Regions from separate parts of the Homo sapiens genome. Here all the other regions are linked to region 1. The links are chromatin contacts, found by Hi-C or POLR2A ChIA-PET in ENCODE. All regions are on one chromosome and are shown on one strand. The core of a region is the stretch at or near the end of the contact, and the rest is flanking DNA. Distances in the headings are between cores, read along the strand shown. Region 1 has its middle 17 kb from the start of NRBF2. Region 2 has its middle 59 kb from the start of ZNF365. Region 3 has its middle 110 kb from the start of REEP3.

Region 1 (3,143 bases), core at 467-2,966:
GAGAGGGACATGATGTCTAAGACAATAGAGGGCAGCAACCTGGGGGCTCTCTGGAGACAGCAGAGGGTAGCCAGGGGCTAGAGATCATTGTATCGGGATATGAGAACAGTGAGGTAGATGGTAATCTTTGAAACTGAGCCTGTTAAAGAAGAACTAGAGCAGGAAGCTACCATAGGGATCTGGACTTGGGGGAGTATCTTTTTTTTTTTTTTTGAGACGGAGTCTTGCTCTGTCTCCCAGGCTGGAGTGCAGTGGTGCGATCTCGGCTCACCGCAAGCTCCACCTCCTGGGTTCACGCTATTCTTCTGCCTCAGCCTCCTGAGTAGCTGGGACTACAGGCGCCCTCCACCGCGCTGGGCTAATTTTTTTTTTTTTTTGTATTTTTAGTAGAGACGGGGTTTCACCATGTTATCCAGGATGGTCTCGATCTCTTGACCTCATGATCCACCTGCCTTGGCCTCCCAAAGTGCTGGGATTACAGGCGTGAGCCACCGCACCAGGGCTTTTTTTTTTTGTTTTGTTTTTTTAAAAAGGGTCTCACTCTGTCACCCAGGCTGGAATGCTATGGCACAATGTTGGCTCACTGATAACGCGACCACCTGGGCTCAAGTGATCCTCCCATCTCAGCCTCCAAGTAGCTGGGACTACAGGCTTGTGCTATCATTCCTGGCTAATTTTTGTATCTTTTTTGGTAAAGATGGGTTTTTGCCATGTTGCCTAGGCTGGTCTTGAACTCCTGAGCTCAAGCAATCTGCCCATCTCGGCCTCCCAATGTGCTGGGATTACAGGTATGAGTCACCATGCCTGGCCTGTTTCCCTTTTTATATATGCACAAGAGTGATATAGGGTAAAAATATGCCCAAGTCTGAAGAACCAACCCCTTTCATTATATATAAAATAAAAATACTAAGTGGCAAAAACAAGGGCTTAACTTCAGAGAAAAAAAAAAAAAAAACAGTTTGCCAGCAGAGCCAGCATGTAAGCAATGGCCATCTTTCCTGTACTTAATAGGTGTGAGGGCCCATCATCCTTCTGCGTCATTCCCTGATATGAAAGGATCTGATAAGTCCTTCCCCATTTCCAACTTCATCATGAACAAAAGGGAAGACTGCCTTTAACTTTAAACAGAAACTAACTACAGTATAGTTTAGTTGTTTATTTTTAAGACTGGTGTTGACTAGTAAGCCCCATTTTGCTTCGGGCTGATTCAAGTGTTTTTTGAACAATTAAATTATTCTGTTTCCTGAAACTTTCAAATTATCCCTATTTCCCAATATTAATGGTTTGACTTTGTACTGTATAATACTTTGCACGTTTCCAAGCACTTACATGTACATTCCCTCTTTCAATTCTAACGGGCTCAAATTAGGGACTTGTCCAATGTCATAAAATTAATAAATGGCTGAGCTAGGTCTTGAATCTAGCTCTGTCTGGTTATAAACCCAGTTATTTTTCCACGACAAGCAGCTAAATATCTACCAGAATGACTGGATGTTGGTAATAATAGAAATAGAGGGTAACCCACTGCAATTACATTTGTTATTTTTGGTTTTCCTAGGTTCACAGTCCTGAGTACTAAGAGGTTCAGGCTAAAAAGAGAGTCGCTATTGTTAGTGACTCTATTCTCCTCCAGGGTATTTTCCAAGAACTATTCACAAACTAGACTGGGCAGGAACTGGCCATGTGAGAAGGGGGAGGGTAGCTGTGAGGTCAGCAGGCTCTAACTCCTCGGACTCTGAGCCAACTTGTCCAGTTGCTTCAGCCTGAGCCAGGGTGAACAAAGCCAAGTTAGGCAGGAGTCAGGCATTCTATTCAACCAAGTTCAATAGAGGAGAGTCCAAGGAAAGCAGAATTTCAGGGTAGTTTTTTATTCAGTAAGCTGACATTTGGGAAACGGCAGTCAAATAAATGCAGAAAGGCAATGATTCAATCGACTTTGTACTAAGTTAGTGTTTCTCAAAAAAGGAAGCTGAAGCGAACCCTCCAGAATCCTAATGTCCTTGGACCACTCAGCTTCTGGTGCACCAGTAGTGCTGCCTTTTTTCTATCTATAAAATATAACTTCAGCTGGGTGCTGTGGCTCACACCTGTAATCCCAGCACTTGGGAGGCCAAGGCAGGTGGATCACAAGGTCAAGAGATCAAGACCATCCTGGCCAACATGGTGAAACCCTGTCTCTACTAAAAATACAAAAATTAGCTGGGCGTGATGGCACGTGCCTGTAGTCCCAGCTTCTCAGGAGGCTGAGGCAGGAGAATCGCTTGAACCCGGGTGGCAGAGATTGCAGTGAGCCAAGATAGTGCCACCACACTCCAGCCTGGCGAATTTATATATATATATATATATATATATAACTTACCTGTTGATCTATGCTGGGTTGGACACAAGGGAAATCCCTTTTACCTACATTTTCTTTCCAGGCACTTCAGGACACTAAGACATCCTAATCAAATCCTTTCCATCCACTGTATTCACTACCCCCAATTATACAGACCTCAAACTTCCAGTTCCACCTCTTCCTCTGACCCTTTGACGGAAAATGCTAGTCAATCTGGACTTTATTTCAAATAGAGTGGTCACATACTGGGAAGGGATCAAGGGAATCATGAGATATTAGAAGATGGTAGAGTATCATGGCCTTAAGTAAAGGTCAGTGAGAGGACACTTAGAAATGATCTAAATCATAAGGCATAAATTCAGCAACTGCTCTTAAGTTTTCTTTCCTTTTCTTTTTATTTTTTTGAGACAGAGCCTCTCTCTGTCCCCCTGGCCGGAGTGCAATGGTGTGATCTCGGCCCACTGCAACTTCTGCCTCCCAGGTTCAAGCGATTCTCCTGCCTCAGCCCCCTGAGTAGCTGGGATTACAGGTGCCTGCCACCATGCCCATCTAATTTTTGGATTTTTAGAAGAGGTGGAGTTTCACCATGTTGGCCAGGCTGGTCTCAAACTCCTGACCTCAAGTGATCTGCCTTCCTCGACCTTCCAAAGTGCTGGGATTACAGGTGTGAGCTACCGTGCCAGGCCTCTGCTATTAAATTTTCTAAGAGAAATTTGCCTCCAGCCTCCTTTTAAAAGTATTTTCCACAGTTGCCAAGATTCTTCAATCCACTGTTAATCTATTTTGTTTCTCCTGTGTTCCATGC
Region 2 (3,143 bases), core at 286-2,785, 680 kb after region 1:
ATTGATGAGTTTTCACTCTTCTGAATGAGGTTATTCTAATGTCCCTTGTTAGCAGATGACTTTGTGAGAAGAGATTAAAACAGCTTAAGGAGGCTGCCCAGAGCTTGCACTCTGCAATGACAACACTAATTTTGTTCTGATTTCCAGTATACTTCCTTGCTTAGGGGAGAAATGTCCTATTTCACTGTCCTTCTGAGGCAGGCTTTCCTACTTCAAGTGGAGCCGGTTCCGTGCAGTCTTCCAAGTAGGTAAAGTCATTGACTGCTTTCAGTGCTTTCCCTGCTAGTCTCAGTCCCACCGACATCTAATTATATTAATATGCCAGAGAGAAAATGCAAGAAGGCTCTTCATTCTAGGATGAATGAATTGTTCAGGCCCTTCCTAAGAGGAAGTATCAATTTAGAGCAGGGACAACACACAGTCCTTGAGCACCTGAGGTTAAGTATACCCACAAACGTTTGTAAGCATTGTGATAAAGTTGCACATTAGCCCCACCAAAACCTCTCCACCCATCAGTTGATTTGTTTTTCATTTGATTGTTGTTTCTCCAATTTACAGGGAGAAAAAAAAAATAAGGTTTGCTGTGTTGAAGCACCACTGAGCAATCTTAGACCCGAAGCATATCTTACTGATTATCTAATTCAATGTTTCCCAAACTTGTCTGAACAAAAAAATCACCCAAGGTGCTGGTTAAAATATCAATTCTCAGGCCTCACCCTGCTGATTCGGATTCCGACAGGTTTGGGTGAGGCCAAGTGCATTCAGATTTTTTTAACACGTGCCCCAGGTGATCCTTATGTTCAAGCAGGTTTAGGAAACACTAACACACACATTTTCATTTACTAGCAGAAGAAACTAAGTCTGAGAAAGCCCTGAAAGTACATCTGGGTCACACAGCTCACTAAGAATCTTCAGTTCCTGGACCTGGATTCTTTCCCTTGTACCAGCCTGCCTCCACTAAATCTCCATCCCACTAAAAAACTATAAAAATACACACAAGGAAACTAAGCACCCCCAAAACGCCTTAACTTCCTCTGTATTTCCAAATGAAAATGTTAGCTGACTTATTTCAATATTTCCTTGTTGTGAAAACATTTTTTTTAACTCCAATCATAATGTGTGTTTGGCCTGGATTGGGGTCCAGGATTTAAAGGCAAGCTCTACCGATGCCATCTCAGGATGCTCTCAACCTGACTTGGAGCTCTGTGGAGTTGACCTTCTGCTTCTTAAATCCAAATCTGGATCGTCATCAAGTATCACTTGGTTTATCTGGTGAGTAAAGAATCCAGCGAGGTAGGTGTTCAGAGCCACTTTTTCATCATCAGGAACTAAAAGCAATTACTAATCTGTTTTCACTAATGCAGTCCATCTGTGCATGAGCAATTTGTGTGGTTTTCCTAAGAAGGACATCATATTCTCTGTTTTTTTAAATGCTTAATACTTGCAATCAGAGGGACAGAAATATCCAGCCAGCCCCAATTCTTATAAAACAGAGCTGAAAGCAGGTGATTCAGCTGACTTTAGATGACTCAGCCCGCCTCGATGGCCAAAGTTGGTGAGTCATTTGTCTACTGTCTGAGAGAATTCATTTCAGGAACCCAAATTTCAGGGGCCTCCAAAACTCATTAAACTGTTTAGTAACTCATTACTTCTATTGGAGTTATTGTAGCCTTTCCTTTACCTCAGTTTTTATTCCTGTTCAAACAAATCCAAATCAAACTTCATATCAAGCAGTAGGTTCTACAAGGAACAGTCCATGATCTAGGATGAATTTGAAGTTCCTTTTGGTTTGATTTCCCTGATAATCTGAGTTTTTAGGGAAAACCCAAAGTGTGGAGTGGTTTTGCTGTGGACAAATCCTTAAGTTTGTTAAATCTCATGATAAATGAAAAGTGAGAGGAGTTAATGCCTAATTTGGGTTTACTGGGAAAGATCTCCATGTACATTTTAGGGCTTTCAAGAGAATATTCTGGGGACTGAAACTTTTTCATATTATTTGAGATAAAGAAGTGGTCTTCTTCCTGATTTTCATCAATCTTACTGATATATTTGGAAATCTTTTAGGGCCTGATACTTATCCTAATTGGCTCTTGCAAAATTGCCCGTCTTCTGTCATTATAATAATGGTAATAGTTGCTATCATTTGTTGTGCATTTACATTTTACCCAACATCAGGCTAAACTGAAAATATGGAGGTATTAATATACTCACAATGGTCTTAAAAGGCAGTGGTCTTTTAAAAGATTTCAAGGTATTAATTGTTTAAGTAAGGGGCTTAGAAAAAGAACCCAGGAAATGTCAATGGTCAATCCATCTGTGCTAGGTTTGTAAATACTAAGGTACCCATTTCAGTGAAATTCTTCCTGGAAATCAGACTCCAAGACAGAAAAACAGAAGTCCCTCAAACTATAGGAGCAGCCCTGACCTGCTGTCATTCCTAAGGTTGCTTCCTGCTATGGAAGATTGAATTCAGGGTTGAATTAACAAAGTATTGGCTCAAATTACTTCTGAAGCACATGAGTAAAATGTCTGGGACCAAATGATGGAGACAATATGGGAAACAAGAAACTGCTCTCCTAAAAACTGCTCTCCTAAAATATCTTATTTGCCCCTCAGCTCCCAGCAATGCTAATCCGGACAAAGGCTGGACCCCTCACCTCCAGAGCCCATGTTCACAGGGCCACGGCTTGCAGGTTTAACCTGCATCCACTCATGAACAATACTGCTGGAAGTCTCAAGTGGCAGACAAATCACAGTAAACCAGACTAAAAAATAGCTTAAACATCTTCCAACACTTTATTTTTACAGATGTGAAAGCTGGGATCCCAAAAAGTGATTTGCCCATGCTCACAGTATGTTTTTGTGACCAACTGTAAGTTACCTCAGGTCTCTCATTCTTCTTTCAATACCAAACCCTGCCTTTGTCAGTTTTGGATCTCAATATCACTATTGGAGTTTCTATTTGCATTGGGTACTTTAAAAAAAAAAAGGCAAACAAACAAACAAACAAAAACCCAAATGCTATTTAAACCTCTCTACTTAAAATGGCAGACTGGAGAACTTATCAGATGGCTGTTTTTAGGAAAATCTTTCTTAAAATAATACCCATTCTTATCCTATTCTTATATCCAGAAGCTCATCCT
Region 3 (3,143 bases), core at 1-2,500, 510 kb before region 1:
TTGGTTAAACAAATCGAATGGAAACGATTTGTTCAAGATGGGAGCATCAAATAGACGCAAGCTCTTCGAAACAGCCCTGATTCCCTGGCAAACGCTGTTGCTTAGCGAAACGTCAAAACCCCTGCGTGCAAACAAACGTCTGAGGGGCGCACCCGCCTTGAGCAAGCTTCTCCCGGCAGCTCGGGCTTTGGAGAACGTCTGGAGGACATTGGTAGCTCCTCCCTCTCCGGTTAAGGACTTGGTAGGGGGAAGAGGGCAGAGGATCCAGGATCTCCGGGTCGGGTCATCTGGGTTGACGCGTCCTGACACCCAGGACGGTGCAGGGGAGCTCCGGGGCGAGTCGCTTCGCGCCAGGAAAGGCCTGCGTCTCAGCGCTGGAACAGAGGGGAGAAGCAGAGGGGAGCCCCGCCCTCGGTCCAGTTCTGGAGCAGTGCGCCCCTCCCCCGCCCCGGAAACGTCCCCGCCGCCCCTCCCTCCACCACCACCTCCCGGGGACCTAGGTTGTAAAATCCCACGCAGTGGGGCGGGCACGGTGACGGGGGTGGGGCGGGTGGCGTAAGGCGCCACCGCCCACTGGCACGGCACCAGCGCCCTCCAGCACCCAACCGCCGCCTCCCTCTCCCCGGCGCGGCTCCAGCCTCCCCCCGCCAGCCCAGCCCCCCCAGCGTGGCTCCAGCCTCACTGCACCCACCCACCCTGCACCGCAACCTCCCAGCACCCTAGCTGCCCGGCCGGCCCAGCTCGGCTCTGGAGGGCGTCCCTCGCATCTGGACTCCCTCTGCCCGAGGGAGGAGCCGCAGCCGCGGTCGCCCCGCCCCTGGCGTTCTTTGACTCCCCCGGCCTCTTGGACATCTGGGTGCGGGGGTTAGTGCATCAGATGTGGCTCCTGGGCCGCCAGATGTGCGCGTTCCCCGCCCGGGGCAGGCGGCCGGCGAGTCTGGGAGGACGCGTGGGAGGGGCTGGGAGTTTTCCCTCCTAGCAGACTTAAAAGCCAGCAGAACCTCCAGCCCCCTGGGCTCCCGGCCTGGGCCTCCTGGGTCTCCGGGACGCACTGCCCAACGGAAAAGTTTTCAGCCCAGTCTGTGCCTCGCCGCCAAGCAGCCCTTGGGGCTTCTCAAAGTGGTAGAGAAAATAGGACAGCTCTACAGGATGCCCCAAAGAAAACCCTCATTTGTCGACCAGGCGACCTTAGTGCTGGCGTGGGACTACAGCTGCGCAGCCAGCAAACCCCAGTTGGGGGAGGGGGAGAAGTGGCAGTAGAGTTCGCATCTGGGGCTTGCTCTAAAGCGCTCTTTGACTGCTTTTGGATTCCATATTTGAAGTTGAGAGTCGTATTCCACCTGGTACAGGCAGTTCAGGGCAGGAGAAAAGCCAAGTGAACTCTGTGACTCAATCCCCTTGGAATGTGCCTGGAATAATAATAGGGACTTGAAAGGGTTTTATGGCCGAGGTGGCTAGTGGAGAGCAGTCTCCTACGCCTTGCAGTTGGCGGTCGGCCGAGGGGGGCAGTATTGCCTTATGCAGAGCTTCTGCGCCTGCAAACGGGACAAAAATAGTCGGAGCATCTGGTTTAAATCAACCAAAAAGCATTTCTATCAGCTTAATCCACCGGCCTACAGAACTGACAGAACAGGACAAGCCAAATATATTCCCGGTACTCTTTTAACACTCCAATAATAGCTAAGCCCAATCACACTTTACCGCTGGGATTTCTGTGTCCTACCATACAACTGTCGTTATTTTATAGATGTTGCAAATTAAACTTCCTTTTCTGGAGTTGTGTGTGGGCATGTGCTTAAGCAGTTACATTTGCAAGCAACGCTCGACTACGCTGCCCTTTTCGTTTTCCTTTTTCTTTCTCTCTTTTGGTATGAGGTCTTAGAATAGTCAAAAGTATCTAAGGCCAACATATGGGTTGCTTACACCACTAAATATATAGCTGCATTTCCCTCTCTTAACGCCCTAATCAGGATTCCAAAGGCAAGTTGGAACAAAAGAAAAAACGTGTCTGAGTGTAAAGGGAGAATTTGTGCCAAGAATTACAGTCGCAGGGTAAATAACCTTGTTTTCTCCTTCATCAGTGGCCGCTACCAAGTCCCGTTCTTGGAAAGTGGCCAACAGTCTGTCTGGTGGAGGGTGCTGCTAATTAGAGAGAGCCCATAAACCTCTCTGTCAAAGAGGGCATGTGACCTTCTCTTCAAGTCTGAACAATAAAGCCGGCGAACTGCAGACTGCACTCAACACTGGCTGCCCCGCGGATTCCCTAAATAGGAACAGGATGAAGGCCAGGCTCAAGAGGTTACCATAGCTCTGCTCCCACACTTTGAGGAATCGGTCACTCCACTTCCCCATATAACTTGTTTCAATTACTCTCTACAATCTATTTAGAGGAGAGCAGCTTGCAGAGAGCACTCATTGTCTAATCTAAATGAGGAAGCAATTATTACTTGCTGCAGTCTAATGTGCTTTGAGACTGGTGGGTCAAAGAGCAACCTGATTTCTTGTAACGTGTCTTTGCACTTTGGAAGATACACCTTTTTAATGACATTTATTTACTCCTGCTTTTAGGACACATTTTTCTTTCTATTAAGATTACAAAATTAAGGTGTTTTTCCCCTTCTCAGTCTTCAATGTCCTTTTTAATTTTAGAATTTAAGCTATTGTAAACACCCCAAGTACTTTTGCATATTGTTTAATGTTAAATATTATTTTTTTTAGTGCTTTCTTATAGGCATGTTCTCTGATTATAGCAAAATAGAGTTCTCTAAGTCTTCCCTTCTTTGTTTAATTTACCTCCCTGGGAGCCCCCTTGCTAGCTTTAATTTTATACAACATGTTGTAAACTATAAATAATACAGCTCCACTTTCCTAGAACATATGGAAACTGTCGCCTGCTATATATCCTAACTGTACTTGCTTTCAGCTTAAAGACTGAATAAAGTTAATCTCCTGTGTAAAAAGGCATTTAGCCTTTTGTGTGTGTGTGTGTGCATTTTATTAGTTAAAACCCAGTATGGAACAGCACATGAAATTCTTGTTGTGAACAGAGCACATAAAAGGGTTTACAAGGTGTGGTTTGAAGAGAGGAAGCCGTGGAACAAATGTTGGTGGAAAGGAGAGGAAGGAAGGAAAGCACTTCCTGA

The links. Hi-C counts contacts between places; a loop is a spot of excess contacts on that map. ChIA-PET counts read pairs that join two places held with the same protein, here RNA polymerase II (POLR2A). Pooled maps may share reads with other maps.
Region 2: a map of ascending aorta shows a loop between it and region 1 (3-fold over the local background). The contact joins two enhancer-like sites. A Hi-C loop is called at or near these places in 1 of 168 maps with a recorded cell type or tissue (ascending aorta). POLR2A ChIA-PET finds 5 or more read pairs at or near these places in 1 of 52 experiments (activated CD4-positive, alpha-beta T cell).
Region 3: a loop to region 1 is called in a map of aorta, with 12 times the contacts of the local background. The contact joins two enhancer-like sites. A Hi-C loop is called at or near these places in 1 of 168 maps with a recorded cell type or tissue (aorta) and 6 of 50 pooled maps. POLR2A ChIA-PET finds 5 or more read pairs at or near these places in 1 of 52 experiments (GM12878).

What each region holds. Positions count from the first base shown.
Region 1 is chr10:63,114,529-63,117,671 of GRCh38, reverse strand. No RefSeq gene overlaps it. Among named protein-coding and RNA genes, the nearest start is that of NRBF2, 17 kb to the left of the region's middle. Within about 2 kb of position 1,716, at least 21 of the 41 ENCODE cell types and tissues checked have a DNase peak (open chromatin) inside an H3K27ac peak, as active enhancers do; they include ascending aorta, where a contact is called at or near this core.
Region 2 is chr10:62,431,708-62,434,850 of GRCh38, reverse strand. It overlaps a transcript of ZNF365 not described here. Among named protein-coding and RNA genes, the nearest start is that of ZNF365, 59 kb to the right of the region's middle. Within about 2 kb of position 1,535, at least 7 of the 41 ENCODE cell types and tissues checked have a DNase peak (open chromatin) inside an H3K27ac peak, as active enhancers do; they include ascending aorta, where a contact is called at or near this core.
Region 3 is chr10:63,627,923-63,631,065 of GRCh38, reverse strand. No RefSeq gene overlaps it. Among named protein-coding and RNA genes, the nearest start is that of REEP3, 110 kb to the right of the region's middle. RefSeq lists a silencer at 411-740 and enhancers at 1,211-1,260, 1,271-1,450, 1,841-2,050. Within about 2 kb of position 1,250, at least 41 of the 41 ENCODE cell types and tissues checked have a DNase peak (open chromatin) inside an H3K27ac peak, as active enhancers do.